Regions from separate parts of the Homo sapiens genome. Here region 1 is linked to region 2. Evidence: chromatin loops called from intact Hi-C (ENCODE). Cell type or tissue: gastrocnemius medialis. All regions are shown on one strand. Each heading gives the region's core, and the rest is flanking DNA. Links, peaks and the distances in the headings are about the cores only.

Region 1 (17,027 bases), core at 5,182-13,181, 360 kb before region 2:
TTAATCTGATTTTGAAATTTTTGCTCTTTTTCCAGTCTCACACACACACAAAAAAAACAACATCTGCATATTTCGTCCTGTGGTGATGAATTGTAAGAAGGGATGTGGAAGTCAGCTCTGAATTTCCTTTTCTTTTGGTGTGTGTAAACCCAGTCTTTAATGTTATTGCCCTGTTATTTTTGTGGTTTCCTTTCTTCTATGTCAACTGCATTCATGTGAAGGGCTTTCTCCAAGATTAAATGTTTGCCTCATTGGCTGTATTTCTGAATTTTCATCTGCCAAACTCTTCACATGCAGACTTCATAAAGCCAAGTTTTTCCAACTGAAAATCTGACTATATCCTGGCGCCTCATTACGGTCAGAACCTTGACAGAAATCAGGCAACTGTTGTAATGCAGTATTGAATATGAATTTGAAATTGTGTTGTGGAGAGGGAGGTGGAAGAGTACAGAGAGAAAATCCTTTCCATCTAAGAGTCTCTGATTAGACAGAAAAATGGTGCCAGCAAAAAAAAAAAAAAAAAGCCTGGAGCTGCAAAAGTCAGGCAAGTTAGGTAAAGTGTGTATGTTTGGGGTATTCCTCCATTCAAGAAAGTTGCTCCACTCGTAAACTGGAGCTAGTCTGAATTTGTGAGGTTAGCGCTGCAGCTGGGAGGCTGAATCTGTGGGCTCAGTGGAATGTGCAGAATGCGTTTGATCAGTTTCCCTACTTGGGATTGAATGAGAGGGCATAAAAAGAATGTTATCAAAATAGGCTGAAAGGACTAGTCGAATTCTGGGGCTAAATCTTAGCTTGAATTTCCCTGTTGATATTATTTGCTACAGAAAAAGTGTGACTTTTTATAATTTTTGATATACAAAAAGTGCATGGAATATTTTAGTATCTCTACCAGCCTTTGCAAGTCTCCTATTATTCCCTTCCCCCTGCACCTCAAGGAATCTGACACCAGCTCTGCCATTTGGGAACATAATATGGAAATGAGTATGAAGACGGTTTTAATGACCTTATTGTGTCCTTGACAACCAAGAGATGTTAGTCAAAAATGGCTTTAAGAAAAGCAAGGATTGGAAAGCTCTCTTTTTCTTCTGAAAGAAACTTTGGTAAGAGCCTATTTATAAAGTTTATTGGCCTTATCCGTCCTTTCCTCATGTGTTCAAGGACTCCACAGATAGTTTCCCTCACAACATACCCAGGCAGTAACACAGCTGATGCCAAGAATATCCTCAAGGTTGTCGATCTTTATTCTGTGGGTGGATCACTAGCCCAAGGTCCTTGCATCGTGGGAGGAGAGACTGGGATCAAACCATAGCCCTGGTCTCAAGTAACTGTATACAAATAACTGTCAGCAGATGTCCTAAAACATATGGACAGCTAGCCGATGCAAGACATTCTTACAATAAAGAAGGAAGAAGGCAGCCATACAGCTAGGTACTTTTATTTGTGCAAAGAGTGCCCAAGGAAAGAGATTAGCCTGTTGGACACTGGAGACCCAAATCTTGAACTGACTCTGTTGCTAGCTGCTCTGGTTCTGGACAAGTCATTTAGTTGTTCTGTGTCTATGTCTACTCATTCAAAAATGATCTTGGCAATGTTTGATCTATCTAAATAGGATTATTTTGAGGATAAAGGATGATGTGAAAAGTGAAGCATTATATAAACATGTAATATTTGGCGTTGGCATTATATTAAACAAAGGCAACATAAATAATCTCTTTAAAGCAAATTTGCATTTAATAGGCTCTAATAAGGTTTGTTAAGTGAATAAGAAACTGCAGAATGCTGGAGGAGGAGGGGGTCTGGGCAGTCATTTTATAGATTGGGAAACTAAGGCTCAGAATACTTTTTTTTTTTTTTTTTGAGATGGAGACTCGCTCTGTTGCCCAGGCTGGAGGGCAATGGTGCGATGTCAGCTCACTGCAATCTCTGCCTCCCAGGTTCAAGTGATTCTTCTGCCTCAGCCTCCCCAGGAACTGGGATTACAGCGCCCGCCACCATGCCTGGCTAATTTTTGTATTTTCAGTACAGACCGGGTTTCACCATGTTGGTCAGGCTGGTCTTGAACTTCTGACCTCAAGCGATCCACCTGCCTCAGCCTCCCAAAGTGCTGGGATTACAGGCGTGAGCCACTGCACCCTGCCAAGGCTCAGAATACTTAAGTGACTTAAGTGGCTATCCTAACTTGTTCACGGCAGGGCCCCCATCATGTTCCCATGTCCTGATTCCTAGTCTGTTGCTCTGATAGATCTCATTGCCTCTCTTAGGGACTTGTATGGTTGCTTATATCCTAGCTGCAGAATTAAACAAGAGGAAATCTAGCTATAGGTAATATCTTTTAAAGATTTTAAAATTACCTACATGAGCCATTTTAAACTTTCTTAATCTGTTTTTTTTTTTCTACAGCTCTGTTCCCAGAGAAATACTATAAATACAGGCATGAAGAAACAAACATTAACTATAAATTAATTGTTATTTACATTTCAAAAAGTTGTGAAAGGTTTCTGGAGCTCCCCAAGATTCATCCAAGTTGGCTTCTAAAAATATTTTCCTATAGTTCTAAAATATTTTCCTAAAATTGTAAACGTAATTACAGGTATAATGGGAGGGACAAAGATTATTTCAAACTTTTCTCCTTAGTTTCTTCCTAATTAAAAAATAACTTAGAGTATAAAGTTTGTTCAACAATACAATGTTTATTATCTAAAAATATTGATGTAACATTAAAAGATATTGGTAAGAGCTGAGTAAGGTAGAACATGCCTGCGGTCTCATATTCTTGGAAGGGTGAGGTGGGAGGAGCACTTGAGTCCAGGAATTCAAGTCCAGCCTGGGCAATGTAGTGAGGGTCTGTCTCAAAAAAAAAAAAAGCATTTTCAGTTAGGTTTATTCTAAATTCAGGAGAACCAAATCCAGTTTAAACCCATCGCTGATAAAAATTCATCTTATTAACCCTTTAGCTCAATTCATCATATGTCAGTTTTGATTCTTGATCATGAGGGGATTTCAGCACACAGTAGTAATGATTCCTCGGTCCTATTCCAACTACACTTAAGGATTTGTTTTTTGCTCCATGACTTAGTATCATGTGACACTGAAAAATTAGGAAAATAATCCACAGAAAGAGGCAAATATATTTACCTTAATTGAAGAGGAGCCGTGATATGTATACAACATAAAAGTAAATATCTTATTCATTTAAGTACACTTAGGTTTTTTTTGTTACTGACTAGAAATAATTAAAAATCTTGACCTCCTAAGAAATTTGTTGAGGGAGAGAGAAACTAGCTCTCTCAAATCAGGGGGAAAAAATCCAAACAACCAAGCTAGAAATATTGGAATTTCTTTAAAGTTCTGAGGGAAAACATACAATATAACATTTATAGCCATCTTTACATTGTTCAAAGTATTGCTTCTTGGATGGATCTGTCTCAGGCATGAAGTGAGTTCAACACCATAACTCCCTTTTGGTGTGGCAAGAACAGAAGAAAAAATGAACAGTTCTCACAAAGGCACTTCAAAAATGAGGATCATAGGATAGTGGTGTTTATTTAAAAGTTTACATATTCTGAGCCCTTTTAAAAACAAGATGAACCAGTAATGTTTTGTCTGTGCTGTTACTGAAATCTACAGTTTAAGAACTGAGCCTATGACCTGTGGGCTTCTAAGATCCTATTCAGCCAAGGTGAGCACTCTCAAGGGAACAATTCCTTATACTTGGCTTTCACTTTTATCTGGAAAATCAAGGCTGGGGCCATAACACAGCAGTTGTGGCAAACGGTGTCTAGATGGTCACTATCCACTATTCCCTAATTGACTGAGGCTCTTGGAGTCTTAGGAATGTAGAAGCAGTGATGAAGGTGAATAACTAGCAACAGCTTTGAGACATTCCCACAGTTTTCTTGGATGGCTGCTAGAACCAGACTCCAGAGACAATAAACAAAAAACTGGTAGTAAAATGGGAGGAGATAATGTTCTGAGCTAAATACAGTCTGAAAGACTCCATGTCTAGAAATAGGGTTTTATATGCCACTCAGGAGTTCTTTGGATCTCTTTTTGAAAAATGAACTCATCGTCTAGCATTTGAGGCACTTGTTCTTTGAGCCAATTTAGGTCTGCCTTGAAGTTCTCCCATTCTCTCTGATGGATAGCTCTCTGATCTTTATTGAAGATCAAGGCAGTGAGGAAATAGGGTTGACTATGGTATACAGAGCTTGAACGAGAAATAAAGTTAGAACATGGGTTGCCAGAGCCAGGCATGCAATCTATGCTTGCAGGTGAGGAGACACCAAGATCTCATTACATGGATGGTTTGCATATTTGGAAGGGAAAGCAAGAATAACTGACATGGGAAGGAAAGGCAAATCTAGAGAAAAGAGTAAATGCTTGGAATTGCTTCTGGGAGTGAGGACCACCAATTCATGGTAAACTGTCTTACCCTCTTGAGTTAAGTTGCTCTAATTAAGCTTCCAGAACAGAAGGTGTTGAAGGAGTTAGAAACTAGATCACCAAGGTTTTCTTGTTGTTTAACCTGATTTGCATGACCTCTAGAAGATATGTTTAGCATTACAAGCCTCTATGAATAGATATTTTGTCCATTTTTCCTGAAAAGGGGTGTTATAGTTTGGGTTCCCAGGAATCAGACTCTGATACACTGAGATTTGTGTACAGTGGGTGTGTTGGGAAGGGTTCTTGGCAACAATATCTTTGAGGGGTAAAGAATGCAAGATTAGGCAGAGAAGAAGCTGGATTACAAAGATGTTGCAATAAAAGTCTTAGCTATTCCTATGGGGAGTGCTGGAGCTGGGGTAGTCCTTGGGCCGAGGACGTCAGTTCTTTATAAAAATCAGTCACCAGATGAGCAAGTAAAGGATTTTTATCCCTATTGGGCAGATAAAGAAACAGGCACAGGGTTGAAAACTAACTGCCCAAAGTCACATAACTTTTAAGAGGAATAGCTGCAGGTTATTTCTGCTGAGGCCCAACTCCAGACACATGGTTGAGCCAGATAATACATCACCCCTGGCAGAGGGGTACAGGATATGGTCTCCCATCGAACAGTGACCTAAGTAAAATAAATGTGCCTCTGAATTTCTGTAAAATTTAAATGTGCATATCTTTTGGTTTTGCATAATATAGAAAATTTTATATATTTAATAAAAAATTATTTTTGACTGGTAAAATTTTCAAACAATTTTTTTGACACCAAGATTTTGTCTTTTGACTTATAGCTTAATGGTAACTTCAGAATAATACTCTTCTTAGATCTCATGTTAGCTGACCTTTTCTTAAAAATAGATCAGAAGACCATCTCAATGTGCTAAATACTGTCCCTTGAATTAAAGTACACCAAAATAATAAATGTTGTGTAACTTTTATAGTTTATAGAGTTCTCCACATAATCCACACAGTGTGGGTTTGAGGTAATGTTGCCAGAGCATAAATGTGAAATCCATGGCTGTGAAAAGTTGTGAGATTTGCCTGAGGTTACAGTCATTGCAGGTGATCCCGGCCTCCTGTACACCTTACCTGGGTCTGCATGTCCCATGTGCTCCATACGCTGCCTCACTCCAGCGAACATTCCGCGATGGCTCTGTATCCAAGAAGTAGGGTGTTGTACTTATGAATCAATGGAAGGACCAAGGCCCCTGTGCTTTCAGTGTGAGAGGAGCAGCCAAAACCACTGCAAAGAGGGGTTGGAAATCTGATCTCCCATGAGAGCTGAGGAAAAAAATTGCTTCTGGAAAGGGATGAAAGGTTTTAATATAACTCATTATCTGTTTTCTTTGGATGAACTTTCTGCTATTAGTCAACGTGATTTGGGCTTGGATACCACATTAGAACCGGTAACAGAAAATATTGATCCTACAACTTGTGAGAAGCCTGAAATGGGTATGAGTTTATCTCAACACTTCCATAAATGGCAACTTGCATTCCAGTTATTTGAAACTTTCTTTATTATTATTATTTGAAAGGGATCCAGCTAAAACATAATTTGTTTGGATTCTTGGGTCAACGATTTTACTTCTACTGGCAAAAAATATACTACATAAAATGGCTATGTATATTTTTCTTAACTTTCCTTTCCTTTTTGGTCACTTAGCCAGAGTGAGGTCCTGGAGAATATTCTGCACATGCTTTAGTGTGGGGAAAATGAGTGTATGTGTGAGAGACAGAGCAAGTAAAGGGAGCTGGCTGCATCTCAATGTGTTAGATAACGATGAGCTTGGCTTGTTAAATAGACCAAACCTGTGAGGAACAGCTCTGAAAGTGTTTGGCTAGGGTTTGCTCTCACAGCGCTTAGTAACACTAATAGTGCTAATAACACTTAATAGCACTTCGTAATACTGCTTAATAAGTGTGATGTAGTGATGTGTGTATCAACTAGTAAGTGTTGGAAGATGACTTCCTGGAGATAGTGGTCGAGACCATGGCAGCACCCAGACTCCTTGTCCTCCAGAGTGGTTGTCATGGAAAGTGCCACAAGGCTGCAGTACACTGCTAGGTGGGTCTAACCTCTGGTCAGGCCAGGGTAGTGCCACTTTTGTTGGGGACAATGACCAAAGTTGTGTTGCTGCCAATAATAAAGATAGACATTTTTAGAGCAGATGAACAGGACAAGAAAAGATGATGGACAGTTCCTAGGTTCTCTATGGTTACAATGAAAGCAGTTTTGTATAGAGTTGAAATGTCCATGGGTATACAAAAAAATTTACTAAGTGTTGTCAACGAGTGAAAGCACTAATTATAACAACTTGGGAAATAAAATACCAGTGTTAGAAGTCTTATCATATGACAATTGTAGTAATTTTAAAGAGAATTAACAGGTTTTGGGGCTTGAGGGTTACAGAAAATATTCAGGGCTGAATCCAATAATTGGGTTGCAGGTGTTAGTGCTGAAAACCTTAAAAATGTTCATAAACTTGATTGAGCAGTTGCTTCTGGGAATTAATCCTAAATAAATAATGAAGAATACATGCAAACAACTACAAGAATTGTCTTTGAAACTTGTTTATATTAGTTAAAAATTGGAACAACGAAATGTTGAAAACCAGAGATTTGTTAAATAGGTTATGATATAATAGAATCTCATTTAGTCATTAAATATGATGAGATAGAAATATGCCTAGCTGGGTGTGATGGCTCTCGCCTATAATCCCAGCACTTTGAGAGGCTGAGGTGGGTGGATTATTTGAGCCTAGGAGTTCAAGACTAGCCTGGGCAGCATGGCAAAACCCTGTCTCTACAAAAAATGCAAAAATTAGCTGGATGTGGTGGTGTGCATCTGTGGTCCCAGCTACTCGGGAGGTGAGGTAGGAGGATCATTTGAACCTGGGAGGCAGAGAGTAGTGAGCCGAGATCCCACCATTGCACTCCAACTTGGGCAACAGAGCAAAACCCTTTCAAAAAAAAAAAAAGGCTTAGTATCTGGGGTGACAAGAAATCTGTACCACAAATTCCTGAGACATGATTTTACCTGCATAACAAACCTGCACATGTATTCCTGAACCTAAAATAAAAGTTGAAAGAATAATAAGGAGAAATATGCCTGCTTACATGTTACATACATATGCCTTATAAATAACTTTGAGATATTTCAAACTCACCAAAAACTTGAAGGAATGGTGCAGTGAATATGTGTTAACAACATGTCTCTGTGGATAGGTTCTTCTTTTTGGCCCAGCCTTCTGAAAGTAGTGTACCAATGTCATGAAATTTCACCTCTTAATACTTCATTTGGCACTCCTTTCAAGAGTAAGAGTATTCTCTCTCACAACACCATTACCACACCTAAGAAAATAATCATGGATTCAATAAGATCATTTGCAAACATACTTAAATTGTCCTAAAATATTCCTTATAGCTTTTTTTTTCTGATTCAAATTCCAATGAAATTTTACTCATGACGTTAACTATTATATATCCTTAGTAGCTCTCAATCTTTGAAAACTGTCTCCTCTATTCTTTGATGACTTCAAATCCTTTGGGAAGTCCAGGATAACCATTATGCAGAATGCCCAACATCTTGGATTAGCTTGTTTCATCATGATTAGAATTGGTTAAACATTTTAGGCAAGAACACTTAATAGGCGATGTGCATACTTCTCACTACATTGCATCAGGAAGCATATAGTATCAGGCCACCAAATTACTGGCAAAGTCAAGCTTCGCTGGCTGGAGGATAACAGATGCTTTTATTATAAAGGCACATTTTCCCCTTTATAATTAAAAATAGGTGATATTTTGCAATGTAGATGTACATTTTTCAACATAGAAAATTATGTTCTATTAAGTATAGATAGAAAATTACAAATTGTAGGCAGCTTAATTTTGTTAAAATGATATATATATACATACACACAGGGCAAGGTTTGGAAGAATATATATCCCAAATCATTTACAGTGGTTATGTCAAGATAGTGTGATTATATGTGAGTTTAATTTTGTCTTTTTTATTTGATTATTTTCCTTCTTTTTATGATGACTCTACATAATTTACATTATTTTCAAAGTGAATAGAATGAATTGGCTGTGGCTGATGTGTTATACTCTATTTTAGATAAGTGAATATGGTATATTTGTTTTCATTGTGTCCCTTCCCTGCTTTGGTGACACTAACGTTGAAGAGGTTGTCTGCAGGGCTGAAGTTATTCTCATTTTAATGCCAGGTCCTACTGGGCATATTTCTCTAGGAGAAAACAGTTACATTAATTCAAGGGTGGAATTCTCACACTGGTCTTCTCTCCAGAATTTTCAACACATTTATTTTAATAAGTGCAGTGTAAAAGTGACACAATTTAAAATAAAGTCATCACAGAATTTAAAGCACTTGTTTGCTTCTTGCTCCAGGATGTGTAAAAAATGTCTTAATTCTGAGCAGCATTTTTGCATTTTGCCTCCAAAAGTGAATATATTATGATTATGACCTACAGTGACTTGACCTCTTTGCAGATGTCTTCTGGTAATTTCAGTAAAGGAAGTAAACTTTATTCAGCACAGTCACAGATCTCTTGAGTCAAGGAGATGGGAACTTAGGCTCATCTTGTCTGCTGACACCTAAATGTATGCCAGGTAGTAGGGCAACCAAAGACCAGAGGCATAGTATCTGGGACAAGGCTAGGAAACCATGTTGGCTAAATGACAGAGTTGAAGACGGCCAGATCACAGCCTCTGGCTGCCTTTGTTATGGATACCAGCCTGTTGTTGCTGGAAGCAAAGGCTGCCACAGGCTTTCAGTGGAAGCTGACCAGGCAGGAGGAAATAATGTTGGGTTCTCTCCTTGGGGAAAGCTTCGTTTCATCACTCGGAAGGCAGACAAGCTGGTGCAAAAGGAAACCCACACCTAGTAACTGATACACAGCAGTGACGTCCTGCTGGGAGATCTGAAGAACAGGGCAAGATGGAATTTTGCATTCCATTAACTGTAAGCAGGACGTGAGGGATTAAAGGGGACTTGGAGTGCGCAGCACAAAGCTAAAAATTATTTACTAGCCTGAAGAACTTAAGACAGTATCATTAGTATGTATTTGTAAGAGTAAACCCTCTGATATATTTCTGGAAAATATAATAAGGCTGGCTCCAGGCAAAACTGGTGAATGGGTGGTGTAATTTTATGATACGCTACTTCTATTTCAATACTTATCTGTACCAACCCTGGCATCCCATTTTCTTACTGCTATATTCTTTTCCACTGAAGAATCTGCTCTCAATTTTATACCTTTGAATTCAGGTAGTAAACTTGCCCTTGTAATCCTTGGAACTGAAATAACTCTAAACTAAGCATCAGAAGACTGGGCTCAAGTTTCAATTCCTTCACATACTGGTTACATGAACTTGATCGGACCTGTTAACTTCTCCGAGCCTCAGTTTTATCATCTGTAGATGGGAATCATAAACTGATATGTAACTTAGGTCTCCCTGTATAGAGAGAAGAGAAGAAGATGGGAACTAATGCTTGTTGAACGTCTCCCACATGCCAGGCTCTGTGCTGAAATAACTTGTGCAGCAGTGGTCTCTGTTTGAGCCCAGGCTACAGTCACCATTTGGAGTCTGGAATGTCCATGCATGTCTGGTGCCCTGGCAAGATGGACCTTCCAGCGTTTGAGGGAACTAAGAAGCATCCTTGAAGAGAAGTTATCTCAAAGGAAGAACAAATTCAACAGACAAGCTTAGTTCTATAATACCTTATTAGCAGGGAAGAGTTTCTGAGTAAAGCATAGTGTTTGTCACTTACAACATTCATGAGTCCAGACTCTCATGGATTTACATCTGAAGCCTATGAATAAATGGAGCTATAAATGAAAAAAAAAAAAACCTCGTAAAAACAAAGCTTTATAAGAAACCAGGGAGCAAACAGCACTGCTTTCACACCTTTGTGGAAAAACATAATGCTAGAGGAAGAGTTGCATTCCCTCTGTGGTAGTTTATATACAAGATGGCTACCATCAATTCTTTCTATTCTTACATGTCATTCCCCAGCCAAGAAGTGGAATCTATTTCTCCAATTCCTTTGAAACTGGACTGACTTTAGTGACTTGTTTGACTACTGGAACTAAATAGAAGTAATTTTCAGGGATTTCTGAGCCTTACTCATAAGAAGCCTCGAAGCTTCCATTTGAGTCTCTTGGGATGATTTTTTCTCTGAATTCTAAGTACCATGTAAGAAGTCCAACTACTCAAGATCATCATTCATGAAAAGTCCAAACCATATGGATAGGCCCTGGAGGCTGAGACAGCATGTGGAGAGAGAGATAGGCCAAGGAGCACTGAAGCATCAGACATTTTAACAGCCAATAATGACAGAAGAAGAGTCTCAATTCCCAGCTGCCCAACGGGGATGGCACTGGGATCAGAGATGAGCCACCAAGCCCAGCTCTCCTCACAAAGAGTAATAAACAAAACATTACAGTCATGTAAAGTCACTAAGTGGCTTTAAAAAGAAGAGAAGACCACATGTGTGCAAGTCCTGCAAGTGTTCTAAAAATCGTGTCTGAGAGCTATTTTGTAAAATAAAACAAATTTCAAAGGTTATTTCTGCGAAATAATAGAAAAATTTTATGGATGGAAATGAGGGGATGGTTAAGGTTGGTCACTCATGGGAGAGAACAAGCAGACCGTTGTTTAGTTGGCTATGAACATTTTAACCATGACCTGCCTTCTGGTCATGCTTGGGCTCCCATAGGAAGAAATTTCAAATTAAGTCATGGGGCAGATGGTATCTCGGAGGCCTGTGGATGAGCTTTCATAGATTCCCTCAGTCGGAGTTCAAATCAAGAAGGCTTTGAGAGAACCTGCTCCTTCATGTCCAGAATTGGCCCTGGCATCCCAAGTTATATTGGACTGGGTTATGTTGAAATGGCTTCAGGGTATGGACACAAAGAATCTCTGGGGCAACAGACAAAGTCAATATATACCTATGAATTATGTTATTTGTTCAGAATAAATGCTTCTTTACTATGTTGATGACCCAGCTGGGACGTCTCCTTATGAGAGAGTTAAAATGAAAACAAAAACCAGGTGGAAATGATTGAGTACAAAGAGAGAGATCAGGTCCTTTTGGCCAAAAACCTGGCCCCTGTGTGAAAGACCCAGGATACTACATCAGACATTCTGTGGCCAGTGAGCTAGACATGGTCATGCAAGGCCACCACCACCCCGTTAAGGGTGTTAGAACTCATTGAGTGGCAGTACACAGTCTATGCTAGTCATCCTGCGCTTTGGCAGGGGGTGAGGTTCTGTCGTTCGAGAGAGGCACTCTTGGCAAACTGTGTTCCTGTTTGAGGATTGAACAATTAACAAAGCGATAATTCTCCTTCAGTGTTGGAAGTACAAGGGAGTCAATGTACTGACGCTGAGTTGAAGCAGACGTGTCGGTAGATAGAGTGATACATTTATTCCAGGAGCCATGAAGAGGTTATCATGGCTCTACTATATTACAGGTTTACATCAGGTACTTTTTCAAGGAAACTTTCTCCCGCTAGTTGGTTCAGGTGTGGAGATATACAAGTCCTGAAGCAGGAGATCTTTGGGTCAGTGGATTCAAGAAGGTAATTATTCACTGAGGTGCATTTCTTACACTTGGTCATGCCTTACCCTTGGGCATTGTATGTGTTGAATCATTTTCTTTTTATTAGCCATGAAAATAATCACTCTGTGTTGGGCTGTCATTGTGTTCTATTTTTCTGGCATTTTAATTTTTTAAAAATTGCCTTTCGCTAACTTGAAAACAATGTGTTTTCAGGCTCCAGGTTGTCTGCTCACTAGTGAGTGGGGTCTTGGGTCAGGTCATTCAGATTCCCACAGGATTCATTACTCACCTACATTGTGGTCTGCCAATGCACACCATATACCAATTGCAAGTAACTATATAGCAGGCTTTTGTCTCTAATAAAGGAGCAGGAAATCAGAGGCAACAACTACTTCCTGACAAATTCAGTTCTCTCTCTTTCACTGAGTAGATGTTCTTTTGATTACTTAAACATAGAGGGGAAAAACAAGTTCCAACCTCTGTGGGCAAGCTTTGGCTAGAACGCCATCCAAACCCTGCGGGGCCGCTCGTGAGGCCTTGTTTTTCTCCGAGTCTATTGCTGTGTAATAGAAACCTTCTATAGGAAATTAATGATTAAATATATTCATTCTCAGAATATGCAGGGAATTTTGTTTAAAATCGTTTCATAAAATGAGGGGCAAACTGGGTCTTCCCTTTATTGCTAATATCCCTGAGATCAGTACTTGGACCTAGGGCAAACTTGACCGCACGCCTATACCATTGTCTGAATTGAGGGTTTTGCCTCTGTGAGGTTTGCATCCATATAGATGGAAGGTATGTCTGGTCAGGTCTACATACCTGGTGAAAATGAAAAGGTTGCATACATTCTCCTCCCACCTGCTCTGGAGATTTGGGACTAGAAAGGCAGATTAAAAAATTTGCACTGGTATGTAGTGAGACCAAGCCTTCATATAATAGGGAGATAGTCAGCTATGTAGCTGTGTCAATATTGCTGGGCTTGGGTAGAGGAGAAATACAGAAAATAAAACGTTCAGATTTACACATACTTGGAAGAGGAGATCAAAGAGCTGCATCTCAGATGAATGTTACTGTTTGGTTTATGTGCAGAACTTTCTTGGCACTTTGAGGTTACTTCTGCAAAAATGCAAGTAAAGAAAATAAGAAACCAGCAACTCAGGAGAGATGCAGGAGCATGTTCAAGGGATCTGCATCAATTGGCAGAGAGTCTGGCAGGTGAAGATATTTACTCGAACTTCTCGTAACTGAGATCTCTTATCCTGGCGTGTTCTGAGCAAATTTGAGGGAGGATAAAAATTATCCTTTGGAAGGAAAGTATGAAAGGGAGATGGAAGATAAAGAAGGACAAGAAAGGGAAAAGGATGCTATATTAAAACTTCTTATTCCAGACCCAGAAGCAAAAGGTATGTAGTAATTATATCCAAATCCATCTATCCATCCATCCTTTTTGACATATGTTCATGCAGAAAAGAGAATAAGAGACCTAGGCTTGCTACTACATACCATTCTTTGAAAGTGGTTTGCCTCAATTTGATGCCTCCCAGATGGATCCGTTAATTTTTTTTCTTTTTTTGTAGAGATACAGTCTCACCATGTTGGTCAGGCTGGTCTTGAACTCCTGGGCTCAAGCCATCCTCTCCTCTTGGCCTCCAAAATTGCTGGGATTACAGGTGTGAGCCACCATGCCTGGCCTTCAGATAGGTGCTTTTAAAAGTTCTGTGTGGCCTCTTCACAATGTAACATTTGAGTTGTTAGGTGGGGGCGGAGTGCAGGGTATTCAGTCTGAGAGCCAATCTTTATAACCAATACTCTTTTGTTGTGGTGAAGCTATGAAGAGAAGCAATGAGTCAGATGGTGAAAGGATCCAGCTTTCCCTTCTACTTTAATACCTGGACTGGGGACACATTTGGTAAAGCCCAGTGGAGAAAGGTATCCCTGTCAAAGTTGTATCCATTGTATGGATGAATAGAGAGTTTTTGTCTCTTAGGATGTCAGTCCAGCACCAACCATCAGAATTAAGTTCACTCAAAAATTTAAAGCAAAGCACCCCCTGCAACTTTTCCTACATCCCTGCAGGATTATATTACTATAATCAAAGAGAATCCAGAAAGAAACGGCCTTGCAGGTTATCTGGTTCATCCTCTGTTTGCAGGTTTCCTCCTTCAGCAGAGCCACTACTGTTTGGCTCTGTCCGGTTTCCAGTGTCCTGAGTGAGGGAGCTTCCCGCCTTTCCCTTGGGAGGCCATTCTCAAATCCAGCAGTTCTCACTGCCAGGAAGTCTCTGATAGGCATCTAGAATTTTCCCTTCTTCAGCTGTATCTCATTATACCCTCTCTCCCCTCTCTGGCTGCATGCTGTTTCCCGCCTTGGCCTTCGTGGGCTACACTATATGAAAACTCCTTTCAGGTCATTCGTTTTCCTTTACACATCCTGCTTTCAGTTCTGAAGATGGCAGAGGTTCCTTTTTGAGACTCCCTCTACCATATTTTGTTTGCCTCTTTCTGCATATGTGAGCACAGAATGTACTGTCTCATCTTCAACATAAAGTTGGGTGTTACTAACAACTTGTTTTTGTAGCTTTTGTCATTCTTTTTTCCTCCACAGAAACTAATTATAATCTGACTATGAAGCTTTAGTGTGTTTTCCCAATAGGTTTACTCTTCACAGGGTAACTTTGTGTTAACTTTGAGGATTACAAATCAGCCTGTGCAAAAATGGGAGGAAGAGAAATTTAGTCAAGAATGACACATGCTCTGAAGCAACAAGATGAAAAATCAACTTCAGAGGAAAGGCTTGCAGAATTGTCTGCAGTGTGGCTTTATCAGGTTGTGTGTTGTTAGGGATCTTGAAATAAATGTCCTTTCTATTGTGCATGATGGACTCAGGAGCTGGACTCGGGGGTGGACTTTGGTGCACATCATAGGCTTTGTGGTCATTGTGGACCTAGGGCAACCCAAGGATAACTCCAGATTCCAGAGTGTTTCCAGGTTATCCCAGCTGGACTCTCTAATTGGGAGGCTTCTATACGCTACATCTGATGTGAAGGGAAATCCCCTTTCATCTGAATATCAGGAGACAAGGCAATTGTGGCAATGTTCTTAGTAAAAGTCTAGGCTCTGGAGATAGACTATTCAAACCCTGGCTCTGTAAATTTTGTAGGAATTAAGGCAAGTGGATTAATCTTTCTTCTGCTCAGTTTTCCTATCTGTAAAAGGCAATAGTAATCAAAGATACACCATGGGATGTGGGCAAGGATTGAGCTGATAATGCTAATAAAATAGTGCACACTGGCACGTTGTAAACACTCACAACATGCCCTAAGTGTGCCTAGAAAATATTTCTGAAATGGCTTTGCCAAATTTATGTACGAGGTTACTCATTGCAATATTATAGTGGTAAAAAATTGGAAATAACAAACATATCCAGGAATACAGGCTAAGAGTCTAAAAAAATTTGTTAACAAACAATTTAAGTTACTTTAGAAGAGTAGAGTTCCATGCAAATACACAACATACATGTGTTGATAGATACTGGATGTGAATGCACCAAAATTTTAACATTTTGCTTATTCTCCCTTTCCCCGTCATTAGCAGGCATTACTTTATTTTTTTTTCCAGAAATGGCATGTTTTATAATCTCAATCTCTGTGAAATAATATGCCTAATTTCTGTTTAGGAATTTGTGTCATTTAGAATGAGAAATCTCCTCAGCCTAAGCCTCTGCAAAGCCCTGCTTCCCTGCATTCAGCACCTAGACATATTTTTATAATCAGCAAAAAAGAGGTGTAAAAAATGATTTCCTTGATAAGTAGTATCTTGCAGGCTGTTACAACACAACTCATTGGAGGTAGGCAGGCCGACCCACGGCAGATTTCCTGCCTCTGAGCTCTCTCCACTTTCTGTTCTTGGTAAGCTCTCAGAGTGACCTTGTCATCCCCTCTGCAGAAATAAAAATTGCTTACGGTCTTTAAAATAAATGTATCTGAATTTGAATTCAGATACATTCCTAGCCTTGTTGCTCAAGAGTTTTATGTCTTTGAGCATGAAGAAAGAAGGAAGCAGAATCCATATTTATAAGGGGTGTGCTGGGATACACTTTACATAAAAGTTAAACTAGAGGCCAGGCACAGTGGCTCACGCCTGTAATCCCAGCACTTTGGGAGGCCGAGGTTGTTGGATCACTTGAGATCAGGAGTTCGAGACCAGTCTGAGCCACATGGTGAAACCTCGTCTCTACTAAAAACACAAAAATTAGCTGGTCATGGTGGTGCTTGCCTGGGATTCCAGCTACTCGGGAGGCTGAGGCACGAAAATCACTTGAACTTGGGAGGTGGAGGTTGCAGCGAGCCAAGATAGCATCACTGCACTCCAGCCTGGGTGACAGAGTGAGACTCTGTCGCAAAAAAAAAAAAAAAAAAAAAAAGTTAAGCTAGAGACCACACAGTGGGACAGTGTGGTGGAATGGTGACTCAACCCCAAGTCTTCACACTGCACATCCTCTGCTTTTTTGCTCTGCCTCTAACAGTTGGCCTGGTGTGAATTGGTTTTCTTGTCTGCAAAGTGGGAATAATAAGGGGATTAAATGAGGTAGCCTATTTGGAAGTGCATGGAACATGATACATGTCCATCTTGCAACCGCGTGATAAAGGTCTTGGATGAAGAAACCAAAAGGGGCTTACCTAAAGCTGGGAACAGAACTTCAGGGTTCTGATTTCTAGGTGGATAGTCTCTCTACCAATATACACACTCTGATACATACTGTAATTATTTCCATGAAAAAAACAATTAGAAGTAAATGCATTGTTCCTGTTTTATGTTCAGGTCAAAAGGATTTCTTGATCCTGATAAAACATTTACATCCCTAGTTTACCCTATTTTGTGTTCAGTGTCATACCATGAAAGATATCTCTAAGTGAAAGAATTGACTGATGTTGATGATTTTAAAAGTGAAACCATATGCCAAATTGCCTCTCAAGAGCTAAGAAATAAACTCCCGCTGATGTTCT
Region 2 (12,112 bases), core at 3,832-11,831:
GAGTTTTTAGCATGAAGGGTTGTTGAATTTTGTCAAAGGCTTTTTCTGCATCTATTGAGATAATCATGTGGTTTTTGTCTTTGGCTCTGTTTATATGCTGGATTACATTTATTGATTTGCGTATATTGAACCAGCCTTGCATCCCAGGGATGAAGCCCACTTGATCATGGTGGATAAGCTTTTTGATGTGCTGCTGGATTCGGTTTGCCAGTATTTTATTGAGGATTTTTGCATCAATGTTCATCAAGGATATTGGTCTAAAATTCTCTTTTTTGGTTGTGTCTCTGCCCGGCTTTGGTATCAGAATGATGCTGGCCTCATAAAATGAGTTAGGGAGGATTCCCTCTTTTTCTATTGATTGGAATAGTTTCAGAAGGAATGGTACCAATTCCTCCTTGTACCTCTGGTAGAATTCGGCTGTGAATCCATCTGGTCCTGGACTCTTTTTGGTTGGTAAACTATTGATTATTGCCACAATTTCAGAGCCTGTTATTGGTCTATTCAGAGATTCAACTTCTTCCTGGTTTAGTCTTGGGAGAGTGTATGTGTCGAGGAATGTATCCATTTCTTCTAGATTTTCTAGTTTATTTGCGTAGAGGTGTTTGTAGTATTCTCTGATGGTAGTTTGTATTTCTGTGGGATCGGTGGTGATATCCCCTTTATCATTTTTTATTGTGTCTATTTGATTCTTCTCTCTTTTTCTCTTTATTAGTCTTGCTAGCGGTCTATCAATTTTGTTGATCCTTTCAAAAAACCAGCTCCTGGATTCATTGATTTTTTGAAGGGTTTTTTGTGTCTCTATTTCCTTCAGTTCTGCTCTGATTTTAGTTATTTCTTGCCTTCTGCTAGCTTTTGAATGTGTTTGCTCTTGCTTTTCTAGTTCTTTTAATTGTGATGTTAGGGTGTCAATTTTGGATCTTTCCTGCTTTCTCAGAAAGAAGTTTTTTTTTCAACAAAGATTTTATTTTATAATTATAAAAAATGTCATATGCTCTTTGGGAATAACGTTGAAAAATTAATCTCCCAGAGATTTGTTATATCAAATCTCCCTGAGCCCCAAACAATGAAAAATCAACCAAAATTCCACTGACCAAGATCATGACTATAAATATTTTATTGTACTTTTGTAAGCTAAAATCAGTGCCAGCCACTCAATTATAGCTTCTCATTTCAACTAATATTTAAATAATTATTCTCCCTTATTATTAAGAATCTTTGGAAGCATTAATTTTAATAGCTACATAGTATTCAATCATATACATCTACTTGTTAACAATTTACTTAACAGTGACTCTGTTAGTCTCATTTTGTTTGGGGCCTTTGTTTTTTCGTATTCTTTGGCTTTGCTTTTATTTTTGATCTGATGAACTATATTGTATTTATTTTCTTATCTTGCCTGGAATATAATATTATGTATATGTATAGTTAAAACATTTCTATAGGCTGGGCGCGGTGGCTCACGCCTGTAATCCCAGCACTTTGGGAGGCAGAGGCCGGCGGATTACAAGGTCAAGCAACTGAGACCATCCTGGCCAATGTGGTGAAACCCCATCTCTACTAAAATTACAAAAATTAGCTGGGCATGGTGACGCACACCTGTAGTCCCAGCTACTTGGGAGGCTGAGGCAGAAGAATTGCTTGAACCCAGGAGGCGGAGGTTGTAGTGAGCCGAGATCGCGCAACTGCACTCCAGCCTGGACAACAAAGCAAGCAAGACTCCATCTCAAAAAAAAAATTCTATAATTCATATACATACATAAAATATAAGAAGAAGGATATGAAGTCAAAGAGGTAGACCATTATGAAGGTTCTGCTATACTGCTTTCTAAAATTGTGGATCTAGTTGAAACACCATATTCTCATTCCATGTCCCCCACAAGCACGGAATACTATCATTTGTTTGAATATTTGATAACTGAAAAGTAAATGTGGCATCCCATTATTATAACTTGTACTTACAAGGAAAGCAATTTAAATAAATGGAATCATGCCACATTTTTAATTGAAATGTACTAAAAGATCATTTTATCTGATTGTTAAAAATACATCCAGCCTGGCCAACACAGTGAAACCCCGTCTCTACTAAAAATACAAAAAATTAGCCGAGCATTGTGGCAGGCATCTATAATTCCAGCTACTTGGGAGGCTGATGCAGGAGAATCGCTTGAACCTAGGAGGTGGAGGTTGCAGTGAGCCTAGATTGCACCATTGCACTCCAGCCTGGGCAACAAGAGTGGAACTCCGTCTCAAAAAAAAAAAAGAAAAAAAAATACATCCTGACTTTCAATCAGTGGTAAATACATGATACATACCTCTGAATTTCCTTTGTTCTTAAACATTTTATTTTACTTATTGCTACTTTTTTTAAAAACAGAGATGAGGTCCTACCATTTTGCCCAGGCTGCTGTCGAACTCCTAGGCTTAGGCAATAATCCTTTCATCTCAGCCTCCCAAGGTGTATTGCTACTTTTAAAAATTCAGAGTTAGAGATGTCATTGGTTTGGTTCACAGAAAAGGCAGACTTTTGATTGCGTATCTAAAATTGGAAACTGAGTTCAAATAATTCCATTTTATAGTTGAAAACTCCATTTTTAGACACCAAAATTTAATTCTTTAATAGTCACAGTGGTCTCACACTAGCTGGAATTATTATTTTTTATCCTCAAAACTTATCTCAATTTTGCTTTACATTTATGGCATTTTATTTTTATTATACATTGTTTTTCAAAGTATTGTATGCTATATTCTTATTTTTTTAAACTCAAACCTAATTTTTGGTAGGATTCTACGAGCATTTCGCATTATCATTCAAGCTAATTGTACTTAAAAACAAACAAACAAAGAAAACAGGTATGAGGATTACCAGCTTGAAGGCAGACTCGCTCGCTAGAAAAGTGTCCACATAACCAACTTTAGCAGGATGTGGGATTTTTGCCATTGACTTTTTTCCATTCATGGTCTTACTTGTGAACAGTGTAAGTGAAATGAGCTGGTTGGTGGTCTGCGCCTGTCCGGTCATTGCTGGGAAACCGTCAGGATTACAATGGTCCTTTGTTGGCTGGCTTGGCAGCTATGCCAGGAGCTGAATGGGCCACTGAGACTGAACTAGTTACGATGACTGCTCTGTCCTCTCAAACAACCAGAAGCCCTCCCCGTCTCTTAGCCCGGCCACACTGAGATGACAGCATGGATGTGGAGATGCTCCAGTTGCCCCCACCAATATGCTTCACCGAACTGCTTAATGGAAAATTCTGGCTTTCTGATGGTCACTCTCAAATTCAGGAAGAGCGCCAATCTCACCAGAAACTTGCAAAAGAATGTAGAAAAGCAAGATAAAAAGTAAATCACAAAAAAAACTGGTATGATGGTGTGCTAATCAATCTCACTGAAATCGCTTAGTGATTGTTAGCTAAATAGCTGAGAGGAGGGAGAATAAAAGATGAAAAAAAAAATCAGAAAAAATAAAAAATTTAAAAAAAGCTCCTGGAGACAGGCAGCCCAAAAGTCTGATCTGACCAATTTAGGTCATAGTGAATTTTTATTTGTTGGTTTTTGTCATATTAGATCTCCCAGAGTCTAGATTTTTAACTTTATATGCATCCCCTACTGACAGAGAGAAGGAAACTGAAGATTATGAAGCACGTAGGATAAAAAGATGATTAAATATAAAACAAGTTGCTTTCTCTTCTAACAGCTTTCTGCTCACCCAGACTTCTGGTTTTATTTAAAAAGCCACTGCCTTTGGAAACACATAGGGTCTTTTCAATAGGAAAAGATCAAATGATGTTAATCAGGCCATGAGGCCTAATGCTTTAATGCAACTGTCTCTTTACATTATACACATTCCAGCTCTATAAGGGGGAATGATTTTTATCCTAGAATTTCTTTTTTTCTCCTTCTTCTTTTCCTCCCCCTCCTCCTCCTTCTCTGTCTCTCGCTTTAAATCTTGTTTGACCAATCCGTACAGAATATGCTTGCTTCTATAATTCTTCCTTTCCAATCCCCAACAAGGAACAATCTATTGTGTCTTACAATGAAGAAAGACAAGATGATGGGACAATGCATCCCTCTTCTCTTTTCCACGTTCCTCGCATTTTTGGTTGCTCATTTTAGCCTACATTTCAATGCACTGCACGTAGCCCAGGCTTCTGTCTTCTCATCACCTTTTCTCCTCCTCAGCTATTGGTTCTGCCTGATGGATTCAGTTCCATTTAACTACAGATGTAAATGCATTTACAGCTGTTCTCAATAGCTTTTTTTGAGCCAGTCTTTTCTTCAAGAACACAACCATCATAGTTTGAATTCTGTGGCATGTTAAGCCTGAAGATGCAAATATTGAGGGGTTGGGGGAGAAGATGCGTAATAATTGTCTTCAGATATTTGACCTGCCACCCTGTTGATGTAGGATTAAACTTCTATAGGAATATAGAGCCATTGGAGCAGTGATTCTGAAAGAGGGGCATGTGGTAAGTAGAGTCACTTGGGGACTTCCTCAGGTTATAATTCCTTTCTCTGCTGAGATGCTCATGTGCCTGCTGTAGAGTGCCACTGTTACAATGGGAATGTGATCTATTTCCTAGGAGCATTAGGATGGAAAAATTGAGAGAACTAGAGAAGTGTGCTATAAATTCCACAAGATCAGGTAAACTACATATAACTTCCTCACCTTTTTATTTGTAAGCCCTCACAAGGACTGGCACATGGCAGATGCTCAAAAAAATCTTAAAGTATTGTCTTGTTTATGAATTAAAATTTAAAACTTCAGGGAAACAAATTTTGTTTTAATATAAGGATTATCTAATAATTTGAAGCATTGTCCAAGGTGAGTTGTCATGACAGACAGAAACTGGGGGTACTGGTATATCCATGGAGAGTTGACCCGATCTATGGGACTAACAGAAGGGCAGCCAGTTTGTCCCCAGGCCAAGAGAAAACCCTAACATGTTTTATTTCATGGCCGTGAAAAGATTCATGATTCGGAGGGTATAAAGAGATGCATCCTATCATATCATCAGTTTAAATCAGGGAAACAAATCCTTATGCCTTGCTTTCTGAGGATTCTATGTTAATTTGAACTACAGTTTATTAAATTCTAAATTTCAAATTTCTATGTATAACAATTTGGGGTTTATTACTAAGAATAATACTTGTACCTTTGAAAGTCTCTGAGTACTTGGGTCTCTTTCTCTAGAGCTCTACATGAATGCTGGTACATATCAGCACAAAGATGCCTTCTGCCTGCAGACAGCAAAACCTTTTAACCTCACCTCTTTGCCGTAGTAATTTGGAAACCAAATTTGGAAAAAGCTTGATAGTGGCGCACAACAAAGTCCAACATTTTCTTGAAACATTGGAAGTCTTTTGAGGTTTTGCCCTCTTCCTCTTCCTTTTTCCTGCTCCTTTGTAATTCTAAATGAAATTCATCATCCAAGGGAATGGGGTATGGTGATAACAATTTTTGATATCAATGTATTGCACAGTCATTTGCACTGAACATCTGTGGCCTATTATAAGGAAGTCATAAAGTGGGAAGCCTCCACCAGCGTTGATGTGAGGATATTTTGGTCAAGAGCGCCACCTCTCAGCAGCGAATCAAAGTGGCCCCCTGTGGGCCAAAATCAGAGGAACCATTGGCCAGCGGAAGAGTGAATAATCTAGTCACTAGTATTTTCTCACGGCTCTTCACCCAATTACCTTTTTATTAAACAGTGAGAAAGTGCCTGAGACTGTACATCGTGTCGGTTTTAGTGGAAGCACACGGGAGGTGGATAAATCTGGGCTCTGAAAAATAGCCCTGAGTGTTCTGTGTCAATAAAAATCTACTACTAAAAGACGGCAATGGAAAATTCTTAGCTACTTATTTTAAAATGTAGATCCTTACAGAGTAAAACAAGTCTTCAGACTTTATCGAGGTTAAGAATTATTCCTTAGCATTTTAGAGATCTTAGAGTTCTTCTAAGCCCTTTTGTTATAGGTGAGGAATGTGGGGTTCAGAGTGGTGCAATGACTTCTAAGACTCCCCTATTGACTCTCCAGCCACTGACTGCTGCCCTCAGGCCCTTTCTTTTGAACTCTTTTTTTTGGATTCCCAGGATTTTACAGCTTAGAGGGTACCAGAAAATTGAGACTAAATAAAAACTAATTGTGATATCTTAGACTGTATCTGAATAGAGATTTTATCTTTATACATTTGTTGCATGTGGCTAGTGCAAATAAAGTACAAATCTCTCTATCCATAACACACACAAAACACAGATGTTGATTTCTGGATAAACTTATGTAAATCACTACACATGTGTCTGAATTTATTCATGCAAAAATTTTGAAAAAGCAGTTTTAGATTCTCCTTTATAGGGAGCTTTAAAGTGATTTAAAATATACACCTGTACGTATTAATATGATTTGATGTTCATACGATATTTTCTAAGTAACTTGTCTTTGTTTTTTTTCCTGAGACAGGATCTCACTCTGTCACCCAGGCTGGAGTACAGTGGTGCGATCTCAACTTACTGCAACCTCCGCCTCCCGGTTCAAGCGATTCGCCTGCCTCTGCCTTGTGAGTAGCTGGGACTACAGGCATGCACCACCATGCGCAGCTAATTTTTGTATTTTTAGTGGAGATGGGGTTTTATCATGTTAGCCAGGCTGGTCTCAAACTCATAACCTCAAGTGATCCACCCACCTCGGCCTCCCAGTGCTGGGATTACAGGTGTGAGCCACTGCACCTGGCCACTTGCCTAACTTTTAACAGAGACTTTTGGAGATAATGTCATGTTCTGAGTGACATGGAGGAAATTTTACCTCATTTTTTTTTTTTTTTTTTTTTTTTTTTTACTGTGAAGTGGTATTGCTGTCACAGGAAAAAGGCAGTAGGCTAAGGATGAGAACACTTAGGTTCAAGTTCAGGGTCAGCCACTTAGTAGCTCTGTGGTTTAACCCAAGTCACTTAAACTCTCCTGGGGTGTGTGTGTCTGTGTCTGTGTGTGTGCATGTTAGAGGGCGGGTGTGGTAATAAGAAAATCTAAACTGCCTTTCTCATTGGATTGTTCTTAGCATCAAATTCAATAATGTACTTGAAACTTCTTTGAAACATAAATCAAGTTTAAGTTAGTATTACAATGGCCAGAGCATTTGCTCACCACCATGTAGCATGCCAAGTGGAGGCAGTGTATTTAAAGGTTAAAAGCCAAGTTCTTTGATCTGCCAGTTTGGATGGAATCCCAGCTTCACCACTCACTGGCTGTGTGACCTCTGGTGAGTGCTGAACCTGCCTAAGTTCAACATCCTGATGGAATACGAATGTAGTATTACACATATCTTGTTGGGTTGTTATAAGTACAGTGATGCATGCAAGACATGAAGTGGGAGGTCAAGCCCATAACACGTCAATGTTAGTTTGTCTTCACATTATGAGATTCCTGGCTCTTGCTTTTCCTGGGGTTCTGGGGGATAATCAGTCTAGGAGAGTTTGGCCTGTTAGCCTTTGAAACGTTTACTTAGATCTCCTTTACTTATTTACAGAGCTAAGACGTCACCTCAAATAACATAGGACAAATTAATGTGTCATGAAACAAAATCATCTTCAGCAAAGATTCAAGAGTTTGAGGGCTAAACCCGAGAATATATATTTTTTATTCTAACTTCCTCACTCTCATCTTCAGAGCTATGTCCCTTTCAGAAAAATTCTACTTCAAGAGAAGATTTGGTTTCAGGATGTCTCCTGGACTGGAGGCATGTACCTAGTAAGTGTCCCCAATAATTTCAGACCCTTTATAAACTTGATGGATTTCATATATAACTCATTGTTTTGTATTACAAATAATTTGGTTCACTTACTCTATTTTCCCTTTCCAATTTTGAACTTCACGAAGGGTTAGACTTTTTCTGTCTTTTCTCACTATACCTAATATTTAAGTCACATGAATGATTCAAAGATCATTAATGCTCTGACATTATGTAAGCTTAGACTCCTGTTGTGTCTCACTTACCTTCTCATTGGGCATCTTTGAAAAGTTTGCTTTAATTCTCTGAATCTCAGCTTCTTTGCTCACAAAATGAAGGCAACCTTACTGAGTGCTGATGAATTTGGGAAATAATACCTGGAAAGCCCCCAGTACAAAAATAAAAGCCTTCAATTAAAGTTCCCTATTTATTTTTTACAAATAAAAAAAAAATTCAGGCTTTGGGGGATTGTTGCAGAAAAAAAGGGCCAAGTACAGTGGCTCATGCCTGTAATCCCAGGACTTTGGTAGGCTGAGGCAGGATGATCGCTTGCGGCCAGGAATTTGAGACCAGCCTGGAAAACATAGTGGGAACTCATCTCTACAAATTAAAAAGCTCACTATTAGTATTTGTCTTCTTTAAGTTGTCTGTTATGGTTATTACCAGTACGATGGCCTTCATCTCTATGCGTATGCCTAAGTATTGGCTCAGATTCCCAAGAATGAAAGAAACACGTGGGAAAGGAGGAAAAAAAACACAGGAGCATGTTGAAAGCAGATCCCTTTTGCTAAACCCAAATCAGCCAACACAGAACAATAAATGTATTCCGTGGTCCAGAAGAGAAGGCGCAGCAGGTTTCAGGAGTCTGATAAAAGAGAATACTAATGAGATGGTGCCACTTAGTGGTAGTATTCTAATACTACAGGTGGCTGCTTAGTAAAGCAGTGAGGAGTTCATGGCCAAAGATGCCTCCATGTGTTTTCCCTGTTGTCTTTATTGAGTAGGTGGGAAGAGAGGCACAATGTTTCCACACTCTTCTCTCTAACCTGCCCTGAGAGGTGCCATGGACAGCACCCATGATCTGTTTAGCAGTGCTTTGCAGCTTTGCATGCTACTCCTATGTCATAGTTAGATCCTATCTGTGCATATAAATTAGCTCATTAGCAACTCATCAGCAATTAACTAATATATTAATCAATCAAAAATAACCAAGAATGATGAGATTCTTCTTGACATTTGCAAGTTAAAATGTGACCTTGATCACCATTCAGAATTCTCTTTCCCCAGTCTGAAAAGAAAGGCCGGCGGGGTGGGTGGTGGGGAATGCTTATCGTTAATTATGAAAGCATAAGGAACAATGTTTTATCTGATGGTGGCTTCTGCAGCTACTTGCTGACAATTATCTTTTACATTCAATGGTGTGGCATGAGAAGTCCTAAAGTGCTCTACAGACATTATCTGATTCAGTCCTGAATCCCTAGGAAAGAGAAAATGAGCAGATTTAATTATCCTTGTACTTTATAGTAGAATCTATGGAGGGAAACTAAGCCCACAAATAGGGAAAAAATCCAATAGCCCAAGTATAAAGCCGTGTGTCCTTCAACTGTGAGGGAATCTTGTTTTAAAGGTTAGAATTTTAGAATTAGAAGCATTTTTAAAATTAGATGGTCCCGCTCCTTCTTTTATAGATGACAAATAGTTCTATGTTTATCTCACTCAGCTTTTGGTGATTTTGTGTTTTAACACTGATTGCCATGTTTGGTTTTGTTACAGAATGATCTGGCTCTATTAACAAGTCAGGCTATAAAACACCTTCTACAATGTGTCATTTATTGGGAGAGAGTGGGCCTGGGAGAGAATTAGAAACAGCTGAGGGCACATACAGGCCCATTGTGGCTCCTGTTTTAAAGGCAGTTTAAAAGCTCAAATGAAGAGAGAATGGGGAGAAACAGAAAGTTAGAACAGAACAGATGTTGTTCAGCTGTGGCTCTGGCAATAGATGTGCCCGGGCCTTAGAGACAAGGAAGAACCATCTCTGGCAGTATAACATGCTTTCTCCCCAACTCCCTGCCACCCCTAGCCTCACCTGGACATGGGAGAAGACAGGGACAGGAGTGTCACAATTCTGAATATGCTTGCTTTATAGAAATGTCACAACCCAGCTGGACACAGTGGCTCACGCCTGTAATCCCAGCACTTTAAGAGGCCGAGGTGGGCGGATCACGAGGTCAAGAGATCGAGACCATCCTGGCCAACATGGTGAAACCCCGTCTCTACTAAAAATACAAAATTAACCGGGCAAGGTGGTGCATGCCAGCTACTCAGGAGGCTGAGGCAGGAGAATCACTTGAACCTGGGAGGTGGAGGTTGCGGTGAGCCAAGATCGCATCATTGCACTCCAGCCTGGGCAACAAGAGCAAAACTCCATCTTTAAAAAGAAATGTCACAACCCTTGGACCAGCAGCATCTATTTTTATGGAACTTGGGAAACATCTCCCAAATAGATTGGTTTTTTGAGACAGAGTCTCACTCTGTCACCCAGGCTGGAGTCCAATGTTGAGATCTCAGCTCACTGCAACCTCCACCTCCTGGGTTGAAGCAATTCTCCTGCCTCAGCCTCCCAAGTAGCTGGGATTACAGGCGCCTGCCACCATGTCCAGCTAATTTTTTGTATTTTTAGTAGAGACAGGGTTTTGCCATGTTGGCCATGCTGGTCTCAAACTCCTGACCTCAGGTGATCCACCCACCTCGGCCTCCCAAAGTGCTGGGATTTCAGTGTGAGCCATCGCGCTCAGGTAAATGAACAACTTTGAGATCCTGATTTGTGATGCTCTACAAACACCTGATGGTGCACACCTCCTTGCCTTTGGACAAGGTGATTCTGTCCCTGAAACGTGTCTCCTTTCTAAATCCACCACCATCATCACAATTTTCTTATCACCATGTCTAGAGGAGGCCATGCTAGGTTCTATGTTCTGGAGATAAAAGATGGATCAGACACAGTGTCTACCCTTAAGAATCTTTCTGTCTAGTATCACCATCATGATAAAACTGCTTGAGAAATACTCTATGAAATCAGAAATGTACTGCCAAAAAGTGAGAGAATTCTGCAACTTCATGGTTTGTCATTTGGTACTTCCACTTTCTGAAGTCAAGTCAGAAACAAGGGCAGTCATCAAAAAAGAAACTTTACCTAACATATAAGCTAAGAAAATTGTATTTTCAATTAGGATGAACCAAAGACACACATATTTCTTGAGATGCACTTTATATGGAATAACATTTCTGCTCAGTATTCCCTTGCGAGCTCTAAAATATGATTCCTTGGCAAGACAGCCACCTCAGATTCACCCAGTATTTACATGACATGACAACATTCTAGCATAGCTCCTCTCCAATTGAAGTGTTGTCCCCACACAGAAGACCCTAATGATTGCCAGAATCTCCACATTTCAATTTTGGAAAATCCAGGAGACCATGTAGGTACTAGAAAATATATAATCCATGGTGTTAACAAAGTTTAAGTCCTGACACAGGAGTGGAACATTGAGCAAGTTATTTAACCTTTCTGTGCTGTTTCCATACCTGTGGAAAGCAGATAATGCATTCTGCAGGCTTCTGTGGATTCAAATGATATGGTAGAGATCCCAGCAAAGGGCCTGGCACAAATTAGGTGTTGTGTAAAGAAAGATATTATCATTGTCATATAAATACTTCTTGTACTCGCTCCCTGAAACTCTTGGCCACTCCCGCAACTCCTGTCCTTTCATCGACAGTGCCCAACTGTCCTGTACTTTCAGTGAAGCAAAGCATTGCCATTTTAGTAGCTGCCCTTTTATTTAACTTTTTTTCCTTGTGTCAATATCTGTTACTTGCAATATTCCCCACTTGTTGCCTTTGTTGTTTGCCATTCCCCTTTCTTATTTTCTTCTCTTTTCCACCACACTTCTACACTTCGTGGCTTGCATGCTGACGTGGTTTGACTTTTATGACTCTTATAACATTGAAGTGGCTTTATCTTTTCTGGACATCAAACCACGGAAACACTAAGTGTCAAGTGTCATTTGGGCAAAATCCAAATCATGTTTTGGTTTGATGGTTTTACTGCTGGATACTCTAGATTTATTTTTTGTTAGACATACTTTTAACTCTTTTGCCCCTTTAATTTTCTGGTTTCTATGCCCTCCCAGATGCATAATATCACTGGAATTTTGGCCTCTAGGATAACTAAGATTTTGTTGCAAAACGTACATCTACTCTTCACTAGTTAGAAATGCACTAGAACAACAACAATAACAGTATTTCCTTTGGTTAGAAGTAAAGAAGAAATATTCCAAATGATTGGAAACTGAATATTTTCAGAAATTTTTCTTAGTTCTCGTTTCATGTA

Evidence for each region. Hi-C counts contacts between places; a loop is a spot of excess contacts. Peaks named below come from ENCODE experiments on the same cell type or tissue, not always from the same donor. Only the 100,000 strongest peaks of a DNase experiment are listed, where the experiment ranks them.
Region 1: a loop joins it to region 2, with 3 times the contacts of the local background. A loop is called at or near these places in 4 of 110 quality-filtered maps.

Annotation. Positions count from the first base shown.
Region 1 is chr6:125,662,972-125,679,998 of GRCh38, reverse strand. All of the region lies in intron 2 of HEY2-AS1 (HEY2 antisense RNA 1), which reads left to right. It overlaps LINC02523 (long intergenic non-protein coding RNA 2523), which reads right to left and starts at 5,646. Exons shown (of 4, transcript NR_038906.1): 1 at 5,524-5,646. RefSeq lists an enhancer at 8,835-9,545. In gastrocnemius medialis, for the core only: no CTCF peak of the experiment used is centred there; a DNase peak (open chromatin) is centred at 9,198; H3K4me3 peaks cover 935 bases; H3K27ac peaks cover 1,333 bases.
Region 2 is chr6:125,307,768-125,319,879 of GRCh38, reverse strand. No RefSeq gene overlaps it. Among named protein-coding and RNA genes, the nearest start is that of HDDC2, 12 kb to the right of the region's middle. In gastrocnemius medialis, for the core only: CTCF peaks have their summits at 5,603 and 8,631 (motif pointing left); DNase peaks (open chromatin) are centred at 5,579 and 11,469; H3K27ac peaks cover 1,531 bases.